2 separate regions of the Homo sapiens genome follow, and region 2 is linked to region 1. Evidence: read pairs that join two places in POLR2A ChIA-PET (ENCODE). Cell type or tissue: Panc1. All regions are shown on one strand. Links, peaks and the distances in the headings refer to the core of each region. The heading gives the core; the rest is flanking DNA.

Region 1 (5,366 bases), core at 173-5,172:
GCTGGGCGCGGTGGCTCACGCCTGTAATTCCAGCACTTTGGGAGGCCGAGGCAGGCAGATTACCTGAGGTCGGGAGTTCGAGACCAGCCTGACCAACGTGGTGAAACCCCGTCACTACTAAAAATACAAAATTAGCCAGGTGTGGTGGTGGGCACCTGTAATCCCAGCTACTCAGGAGGCTGAGGCAGGAGAATCGCTAGAACCTGGGAGGCGGAGGTTGCGGTGAGCCAAGATCATGCCGTTGCACTCCAGCCTGGGGTTACAAAGCGAGACTCTGTCTCCAAAAAAAAAAAAAAAAGCAAACAAAAAATGTCTCAGGCTTGCTTCAGGGGGAGAATGGTGAAAGGTCTGGGTAAAATCGCCCTGATAGATGCCGGTAAAGTTTGTTTCTTACATATGTCTGTACATAATCCATTGATAGGTCTTTTTCTTTTTTTCTGGAGTCCGGGTCTCATTGTGTTGCCCAGGCTATAGTGCCATGGCTTGATCATAACTCACTTTAGCCCCAAACTCCTGGGCTCAAGGGATCCTCCTGAGTAGCTGGGATTACAGGTATGTTCCTCCATGCCCAGCTAATTTTTAAATGTTTAGTAGAGGTAGGGTTTTGCTGTGTTGTCCAGGCTGGCCTCAAACTCCTGGCCTTAAGCGATCCTCCTGCCTTGGCCTCCCAAAGTGCTGGGGTTACAGGCATGAGCCTCCACGCCTGCCTTATACGTGCTTTCTTTTTTTTTTTTTTTTTTTGAGACAGTGTCTTGTTCTGTTGCCCAGGCTGGAGTGTGGTGACACTACCTTGACTCACTGCAGCATCTGCCTCCCGGGTTCCAGTGATTCTCCTGCCTCAGCCTCTCAGGTAGCTGGGATTACAGGTACATGCCAATATGCCCGGCTAATTTTTATATTTTTAGTAGAGACGGGGTTTCACCATGTTGGCCAGGCTGGTCTCGAACTGCTGACCTCAGGTGATCCGCCCACCTCGGCTTCCCAAAGTGCTAGGATTACAGGCGTGAGCCACCGCGCCCAGCTTCTTCTTCTTCTTCTTCTTCTTTTTTTTTTTTATTTGGAGGTGGCGGAGTTTCACTCTGTCGCCCAGGCTGCAGTGCAGTGGCACAATCTCAGCTAACTGCAACCTCTTCCTCTCGAGTTCAAGTGATTCTCTTGCCTCGACCCCCCGAGCAGCTGGGATTACAAGTGCCCACCACCAAGCCCAGATAAATTTTGTATTTTTAGTAGAGAGGGTTTTACCATGTTGGGCAGGCTGGTCTCAAACTCCTGACCTCAGGTGATCCACCTGCCTCCGCCTCCCAAAGTCTGGGATTACAGGTGTGAGCCACCGCACCCGTCGGTTGATAGGTCTTTTCTAATATTAATAATTACGTAGCATCTCAACATGTTAATGTCATAATTTACTCTTTCCATATTGTCACCTGGGTTTTTCCACACTGTCACCATTATAAAGACAGCTATTATAAACATGTTTGCTTTATTTTTTAGATGAGGTTTCACTCTGTCACCCAGGCTGGAGTACAGTGACGAGATCTCGGCTCACTGCAACCTCCACCTTCCCAGCTCAAGGAATCCTCCAGCCTCAGCCCCTCAGATAGCCAGGACTACAGGCGTACAGCATCACATCCCGCTAATTTTTTTTTTTTTTTTGGTAGTTTTTATAGACACAGGGTTTTGCCATGTTGCCCAGGCTGGTCTCCGAACTCCTGGACTCAAGTGATCCACCTGGCTTGGCCTCCCAAAATGGTGGGATTACAGGCGTGAGCCATGGCACCCCACCTGTTTGCTTTTAAAAAAGAAAAATGGGGCCAGGCGTGGTGGCTCACACCTGTAATCCCAGCACTTTGGGAGGCCGAGGCGGGTGGATCACAAGGTCAGGAGTTCGAGACCAGCCTGTCCAACATGGTGAAACCCCATCTCTACTAAAAACAAAAACAAAAATTAGCTGGGCGTGGTGGTGGGCACCTGTAGTTCCACCTACTGGGGAGGCTGAGACAGGAGAATTGCTTGAACCTGGGAGGCGGAGGTTGCAGTGAGCCGAGAATGCACCACTACACTCCAGCCTGGGCGACAGAATGAGACTACATCTCAAAAATAAAAAAGAAAAAGAAAGAAAAATGTGTTGCTGTTTTCTTAGGACCAAATGGGTGTATGTGACCAAAGAATGTTAATTTTCTTTTTCTTTTTTTTTTTTTTTTTTTTGAGATGGAGTCTTGCTCTGTCCTCCAGGCTGGAGTGCAGTGGCGCAATCTCGGCTCACTGCAAGCTCCGCCTTCCGGGTTCACGCCATTCTCTTGCCTCAGCCTCCCGAGTAGCTGGGACTACAGGCGCCCGCCACCACGCCCGGCTTAATTTTTTGTATTTTTAGTAGAGACGGGGTTTCACCGTTTTAGCCAGGATGGTCTCGATCTCCTGACCTCGTGATCCACCCACCTCGGCCTCCCAAAGTGCTGGGAGTATAGGCGTGAGCCACCACACCTGGCCAGAATGCTAATTTTCAAGTTCCTGTTAGTGTTATTCTGTTCTATTAATATTTGGTCCCACCCACTTGTTGAATTGAGTGCCCTTCAGAAGAATTAAACCAATTAGCAACAAATGACAATTTCTCCACAGCTCTGCTAGCATTGAATTTTGTGTGTTTTTGTTTTGTTTGGATGACTAACCGGTGCTTTAATGGTACCTTACGATTGTTTTCATGTGTGTTTCTTGACTTCACTCTGCGTGGTTGGTAAGACTTCAAGAGCAGAGCTGGAGAGGGAAGGATAGGGGTAGGAAGGGCTCTGACCCAGCATAGGAAGTTGAGTAACCGCTTAGCACGGTGCAAATTAGCCTGCTGGCTGCTCTATCCAAGAACTGCCTGAGCTGGGTGGGGACTTCCCAGAGCGCCTGTAATGCTGAGATCTTTCCTCCAGGCAACTCCTCCTTGGTTTAGCCTCTGATACAGCCAAACCTCTGGATTCAGGGAAACCTAAGGAAGCCAGGCAAGAAGGGTCCCGCAGCCTGTGCCTAGTCTAGCCCCAGCCTCATCTGGATTAAGATGGGAGGGAAATATTGGCTGAGGGCACCCAGCCAGTATGAAGACAGCTAGAATGTAAACCCAGCACAGTAAGGGAGAGAGTATCAAGGCCCAGGACTTTAGAGTGCCTCACCACCACCACCCCGCCGCTGGGCAGCCTGAGGCTTTCTTTGCCTGGCACCACCATGCCTGGCTAATTTTTTTTTTTTTTTTCCAAGTGGAGACGGGGTTTTGCCATGTTGGCCAGGATGGTCTCAAACTCCTGACCTCAAGTGATCCACCCACCTCGGCCTCCGAAAGTGCTGGGATTACAGGCGTGAGCCACTGTGCCCGGCTATCCCCTCCTCTCTCTGGTTTCTTAACATCAAACAGGCCCACAGTGCTGGCTCACAGGGCCACAGTGATAGTGGGTTGGTGTCCTGGATCCCTCCCCCAGGAGCCATCACTGAGACCTTATGCTGTCAACACTGGTGGGTGAAGCAGCCCTCGTATTTTTCTCCTGAGACATCCAGAGCAGGGTAATTGGCAGGCGGGGGTGAGCACACGCTGGCTCACGCAGGCTTGGTAGGTGAGAGGTTTTCCTGAGGATGATGAAGTTGGAGTGTCCCCGGCTAGAATCCCTGAGGCAGGAGACTGGAGCCCTGTGGCAGCATTGGCTGAGAGAAGCCACTCCCTTTTTGCTCTCCCACTTCCTCACTGGTAAGATGTGGGGGTTGGGGAGTTATCGCAGAGGCGCTTTGGGTTTCAGCTGCTTTGCAGAAGTTATGGAAAAAGGGAAATGAGTCTTCCTGTCTCTCGCCCCCTTAACACTTCTTTGCCCCATTTAAGGGGTTTGTTCAACAGACTAGGAAGTATTTCTGCTAATTCATGCTGAAGTGTGATTGGCTGATAGGTGTGGTCTCAACCTCCCTCCTCTGCCAGTCACTAGTGTACCACTGTGGCCATCTTTTCCAGCCCCTCCTCTGCCCCTTGAGTATGTCTAGGTCCTAGAAACAGTGGTCAGGGCTCTTCAAGTCCTCTCGGTTGCCCTTGCCCACTGGCACACGTGGGGGTTGCTGTCTTCAGCAGAGCCAGCCACTCCGTCTTGACAGCCAGGGCAGAGATGTGGCTGGGCACACAGCAAGAATGTGACCACTGATGCTGGGATGTCAGAGTCTGTGCATCAACCCAGGGTTCTGAGTCTGGGCTCTCCCACCCTCATCCCCGGAGGTTCCTTCAGTCTGGGCCTCCTGGGGCTGAAAGGGAGGGAAAAATTGGCCTCAGCTGGAGTCCTGGGGCCAACCAGAGCCTGGGTGGAGTGTGAAAGTGGGCTTCTGGCCTTCACCCTGCCCCTGCCCTGCTGGTGACCTTGGACCATGGGGGTTGTCGGGGTGTAGATGAGCACCGTGAATCAGTCACAGGCCTTGAGCTTCTCTCTGCACAGTGCTGGCATCAGATGTGGGTGGTGATGTCCCAGCCTGGGAACACAGGAAACGCTCAGGGAAACCCCCATCAGACCTGCTGACATGGCTGAGGGCGCTGAGATGGTGCTTCCGGGGCCCTCACCTTACACAAAGAGGCCTTATAAGGAGAGAGAGGCTGCAGAGGCAGCCCCAGTGGGTGCCGGGTGCTTGTTCTGGGTAAGGCTGCCCACACGTGCAAAGTGTGCTTGTGGACACAGTGCGCTTGCGTGTGTGCAAGGCTGAACATACATGTGTGCAGGCCTGCAGTGTGCCTGTGTGTGAGGCTCAACACGTGCATGTGGGGAGTATGGTCATGTGTGCAAGGCTAAACATGTGCTTAAAGTGTGGGGAGGTGCAGTGTGCATGTGTGTGTGCAAGGCTTAACATGCAAAGTGTGCTTGTGTGTGTGAGGCTGAACACGCATGTGTTTGTGTGCGTGGCCTGACCCTGCGCTGCGTGTGTCTACTTGCTCAGCAAATGCTGACTGGGGACCCACCGGGGTCCTGTTCTAAGCATGGAGGAAACATGAGGTCCCTGCCCCGTGCATGTACACATGTGCATGTGTGTGTGTCCTGTGCTGCTCCAGGAATCTTCCAGGACATCCTGATACAAGTGAAAGCAAGCGGTTTGGATCTGGAGTGAGCAGGAGGTGGACAGGGCCTTCCAGGCAGTGAGCGCAGGGGGCTTTGTGTTGTGACCTCGGGCAGGCTGGTCACTGAGCCCTGTGGGGCCAAACTGCAGCCCCAGGCAAAGGTCGTTCTGCCTTTCCCTTGTGCCTGGGCCCAGATGCAGTGCAGGATGGGCCGGCCCCTGGGCAGGGCAGTGACGGGGCAGCCACCGGCCTCCTGGGGCATTCAGGGTTCCCAGTCCTGGTTGGCTCCCAGCCCAGGCCCTGAGACCCAACA
Region 2 (5,366 bases), core at 293-5,292, 150 kb before region 1:
AATTGCAATTTTTTTTTTTTTTTGTAGAGATGGGGTTTTGCCATGTTGGCCAGGGTGGTCTCAAACTCCTGGCCTCAAGCAATCTGCCTGCCTCACCTCCCAAAATGGTGGGATTATAAGCATGAGCCACAGCATCTGGCCTGGGCTGACTCTAGGGAACTCTTTGTCCAGGTCGCAGTTTCATCTCTGCCCCACTTCGGGAGTGTCGTGCTCAGAGGAGCCTGTCCCAGGTCCCATCTTCCATTTCGGAGTCTGCAAGGAAGGTTTCGGCAACAGCCTGCTCAGGCTCTCCCCTCCCTGCGATGACCCCACAGAATTCCAAGGGTCTCTGGAGCAAAAGGGGCTATTTCTGGGCCCAGGCTCCGTGTCCATGTTTGGTCTTCAAGGAGCACGTGGTGAACCTGCCAAGGCTTCATCCCGTCACCCTCTTGGGAGGGCACAGATCTCCTTCCTCCTCCAAGGCCTCAACAAACAACAGCTGGGAATGCGGCTTCCAAAGCTGGCTGGAAAGGACTCCCCTCACCCCTCACTACCCCAAGGCGAGGGCCCAAAGGGAGCCTCTTGACATTGATTGGGATTTATTTCCTCCTTTTCATCAAGAATAATTTCAAGCCTAGGCAACATAGTGAGACCCCGTCTGTACAAAAAAAAATTTTTTTTTAATTAGCCAGGCATGGTGGTGCACACCTGCAGTCCCAGCTACTCAGGAGGCTGAAACGGGAGGATCGCTTGAGCCTGGGAGGTAAAGGCTACAGTGAGTTGTGACCATGCCACTGCACTCCAGCCTGGGAGACAAAGGGAGACCTTGTCTCAAAAATAATACTAATTATGATTTCAGATTAAAAACAGTCATTCTCATTCACTAAAAAAAAAACTTCAGGCAACACTTATAAATGTAAAGAAGGTTTAAAAAAATCACCTGGGCCGGGCGCGGTGGCTCATGCCTGTAATCCCAGCACTTTGGGAGGCCGAGGCGGGTGGATCACGAGGTCAGGAAATTGAGACCATCCTGGCTAACACGGTGAAACTCCGTCTCTACTAAAAATACAAAAAATTAGCCGGGCGAGGTGGCGGGTGCCTGTAGTCCCAGCTACTCGGGAGGCTGAGGCAGGAGAATGGCGTGAACCCGGGAGGCGGAGCTTGCAGTGAGCCGAGATAGCGCCACCGCACTCCAGCCTGGGGGACAGAGTGAGACTCCGTCTCAAAAAAAAAAAAAAAAATCACCTGAAATCCCACCACCCAGATAAACTCACCGTGATCTGATCTGATCTTATCTTGGTGATCAGAGAAGCACCTATTTTGCAAAAAAGGGGTTAAGCTGTTCTAGAACCTTAAAAATATATATACATTTACATCCTCAGTTTTTTAAATATTCCATTGTATGGGCTGGGCATGGTGGCTCACACCTGTAATCCTAGCACTTTGGGAGGCCAAGGCAGGGGGATCACTTGAGCCCAGGGGTTTGAGACCACGTCACTACAAAAAAAAAAAATTAGCTGGGTATGGTGGCACGTGCCTGTAGTCCCAGCTACTTGGGAGGCTGAGGTGGCAGGATGGCTTGAGCCCAGGAGGTTGAGGCTGCAGTGAGCTTTGATCGTACCACTGCACTCCAGCCTGGGTGACAGAGTAAGACCCTGTCTCAAAAAAAAAGAAGAGAGAGAGAGAAGAAAAGAAAGAGGAGAGGGAGAGGGAGGGAAAGAGGAAGGAAGGGAGGGAGGGAGGGAGGGAGGAAGGAAGGAAGGAAGGAAGGAAGGAAGGAAGGAAGGAAGGAAGGAAGGAAGGAAGGGCGGGCACGGTGGCTCACGCCTGTAATCCCAGCACTTTGGGAGGCCAAGGCAGGCAGATCACGAGGTCAGATGGAGACCAGCCTGGCTAACATAGTGACACCCCGTTTCTACTAAAAATACAAAAAAATTAGCCAGGCATGGTGGCAGGCGCCTGTAGTCCCAGCTACTTGGGAGGCTGAAACAGGAGAATGTCACGAACCCGGCAGGAGGAGCTCGCAGTGAGCCAAGATCGCACCACTGCTCTCCAGCCTGGATGACAGAGCGAGACCCCATCTCAAAAAAAAAAAAAAAAAGAAAGAAAGAGAAAGAGGGAGGAAGGGGAAAAAAAGGAAGGAAGGAAAGCAAGCAAGAAAGCAAGCAGGAAAGAAAGGAGGAAGGAAGGAAGGGAGGGAGGGAGCGAGGGAGGGAGGGGAGGGAGGGAGCGGGGGAGGGAGGAAGGATGGAAATGTGGAGGCAAAGTGACTACTTACCCACAGCCATGCAGCTCATGGGGCATTTTGTGATGCTCACCTACCGTCACAGAACTCGACAAGAAACCAAGAAAAGAATGAAAGAGGAAAAGGGAGGGGAGAGATTGGAACTTAGGGGCCTATTTCCTAAATCTGGCTGTCTGGGGGGCAGGGACCAAGCCCTCTGCATGTGTCAAGTCCGGGGGTTTCTGGATGTGCATGCCAAGAACGTCTCCATCTCCACCACTCCCCAAATGGAGCACGGTGCTTGGGAGTCATCGTTCCCATCCCAGAGATCTGGCTATCATTCATTCAATAAATATGTCTTCATCATCTAATAGGTGCTAGGCACTTCACATATATGAACTCATTTAATTCTTCTAACAACGGGATTTAGGGCCAGGCGCAGCGACTCATGCCTGTAATCCAAGCGCCTTGGGAGGCCGAGGCAGGCAGATCACGAGGTCAGGAGTTCGACACCAGCCTGGCTAACACTGTGAAACCCTGTCTCTACTAAAAACACAAAAAATTAGCCAGCCATGGTGGCATGTGCCTGGTGTTCCAGCTACTCAGGAGGCTGAGGCAGGAGAATCGCTTGAACCCAGGAGGAGGAGGTTGCAGTGAGCCGAGATTGCGCCATTGCACTCCAACCTGGGTGACAAGAGTGAAACTGCATCTCAAAAAAAAAAAAAAAGAGAGAAACGGAGCCATGTCTCAGATGCTGACTCATTGTGTTATCTTTGGGCAAACTGCTTCACCCCTCCGAGCCCATTTGCTCACCTGCTGAAAAGAGACCATTACTCATCTGCCCCACCCGCCTGCCCAGGCTATTGGAAGGATCAAAATTAGATTTTGGACTCCGGGGACGTCTGTTTTTATTGTTGTGCCAATGCCAACCCATGACTCTGGGGAATTTTTTTCAGCCAGAGGATTTAAGCCCGCTTGATTTCTATAGAAAAACCCATTAAACTTTCTCCAGATACCATGAGCCAATGATTCCATCCAATGCGCTTCTTGCTGCATTTTTAAAGGCAGGGCACTCTGTGTGCCCACTCACTCTTGGGCAGTGCTAGCCACCTGAAAATTAACCTGAGGCCTTCCCCAAAGCAAACTCCCTCTTCCTTCTTTCTTTCTTTCTCTTTCTTTCTTTTCTTTCTTTCTTCTTTCTTTCTTTTCTTTCTTTCTCTTTTTCCTTCCTTCCTTCCTTCCTCTTTCTTTCCTTTCTTTCTCCTTCCTTCCCTCCTTCCTTCCTTCCTTCCCTCTCGCTCTTTTTCTTTCTTTCTTTCATCTGTTTATTTTGTTTTGAGATGGAGTCTGGCTCTGCCACCCAGGCTGGAGTGCAGTGCTGGCATCTCAGCTCACTGCAAGATCCACCTCCTGGGTTCAAGCGATTCTCCTGCCTCAGCCTCCTGAGTAGCTGGGATTACAGCACCCGCCACCACACCCGGCTAATTTTTGTATTTGTAGTAGAGATGGGGTTTCACCATGTTGGCCAGGCTGGTCTTGAGCTCCTGACTTCAGGTGATCCACCCGCCTTGGCCTTCCAAAGTGCTGGGATTACAGGCATGAGCCACAGCGCCTGGACTATTTTATTGTAGAGACAGAGTCTCACTCTGTCACCCAGGCTGGAAGTGCAGTAGTGTGAAGACGGCTCACTGTAGCCTCAAGCTCCCCTGCCTCAGCCTCCCGAGTAGCTGGGATTACAGGTGCCCGCCACCACGCCCAGCTTATTATTTTTTTATTTTTGTAGAGACAGAGTCTTGTTATATTGCCCAGGCTGGAGAAGCAACATTATCTGAGATGGAACTTTCTGGAATATTAACCATTAAACCTCCCCACCCTCATGAGAAGCTCAAACCACAAGAGACCAAGGGGCAGCTCTTGCTGCACGGGGCCAGGAGCTGATGGCTTCCTTTGCTCCAGATCCACCTGCCATCCTTTTCCACCCCATCCTGGGTCCAGGAGGCTGACCCCCCAGGTACCTGCCTGGGTTCCTACTTTCTGGCTCTGGTTGGGTTTGGCCACAGGAGATGCTGAGAGGAGATGGGTGCGCAGGAGGGGAGAGGTGAATGCACCCCCGGCCCTGCTGGGTCTGGTCGGGCGGCAGTTGCACTGTCCCCCTGGAGTTGCTCCGTGCCCCTGGGGGCCAACGCTTCTCCCACAGCCACATCCAGGGTGCAGGGGCTTCCCCTATGGCCTGAGCAGGCGGTGCTTTACTGTACCTATTGTCTTTCTTGAACTCTGCCCCACCTCAGTAAATTGTCTCTTCATTAAACCCTATGCAGTGAGGCCAGGCACCACGGCTCACGCCTGTAATCCCAGCACTTTGGGAGGCCAAGGCGGGCGGATTGCTTAAGCCCAGGAGTTCGAGACCAGCCTGGGCAACATAGCAAGATTGACCTCCATCTCTAAAGAAATAAAAATAAAAATAATCAGCCTGGGCCAGGCGCAGTGGTTCACGCTCGTAATCCCAGCACTTTGGGAGGCCGAGGCAAGTGGATGTGGATCATGAGGTCAGGAGTTCAACACCAGCCTGGCCAACACAGTGAAACCCCGTCTCTACTAAAAATACAAAAATTAGCTGGGTGTGGTGGCAGGCGATTGTCATCTCAGCTACTCAGGAGGCTGAGGCAGGAGAATCGCTTGAACCCAGGAGGCGGAGTTTGCAATGAGCTGAGATCACGCCGCTGCACTCCAGCCTGGGTGACAGAGCAAGACAAGACTCCGTCTCAAAAATAAAAAAATAATCAGCCTGGCATGGTGGTGCCTGCCTGTAGTCCCAGCTACTTGTGGGGCTGTGTGAGGCGGGAGGATCACTTGAGCTCAAGCGATTGAGGCTGCATTGAGCTATGATGGCACCACTACATTCCAGCCTGGGTGACAGAGCAAGACCCTGTCTCTCATAAACAGACAAATAAACAAACGCTCTGCAGTGGCCCCACTGGAGTGTGCTCTTTCCTGCTGGGACCTGGACTAGGACAGAAAGATAACCTCCTGCCAGAGAACAGACCTTCCCAAAATCACTGTGGGGCAGGGGGCCCGTTTCTTCTCACCAGCCTCTGCCCCCATCAGCCAGAGCGTGCTGATCACATGGGAATAAGCAAGAAGCACCTCGGGACCCAGGCTTGGG

Evidence for each region. Peaks named below come from ENCODE experiments on the same cell type or tissue, not always from the same donor. Only the 100,000 strongest peaks of a DNase experiment are listed, where the experiment ranks them.
Region 2: POLR2A ChIA-PET joins it to region 1 with 10 read pairs; 3 of 35 experiments call an interaction of 5 or more read pairs at or near these places.

The regions. Positions count from the first base shown.
Region 1 is chr7:99,376,590-99,381,955 of GRCh38, forward strand. The region is part of intron 1 of ARPC1B (actin related protein 2/3 complex subunit 1B); the gene reads left to right. Among named protein-coding and RNA genes, the nearest start is that of ARPC1B, 4.5 kb to the left of the region's middle. RefSeq lists enhancers at 3,408-3,727, 4,328-4,647. In Panc1, for the core only: no CTCF peak of the experiment used is centred there; no DNase peak of the experiment used is centred there; H3K4me3 peaks cover 741 bases; H3K27ac peaks cover 1,866 bases.
Region 2 is chr7:99,221,618-99,226,983 of GRCh38, forward strand. No RefSeq gene overlaps it. Among named protein-coding and RNA genes, the nearest start is that of KPNA7, 16 kb to the left of the region's middle. In Panc1, for the core only: no CTCF peak of the experiment used is centred there; a DNase peak (open chromatin) is centred at 3,065; H3K27ac peaks cover 862 bases.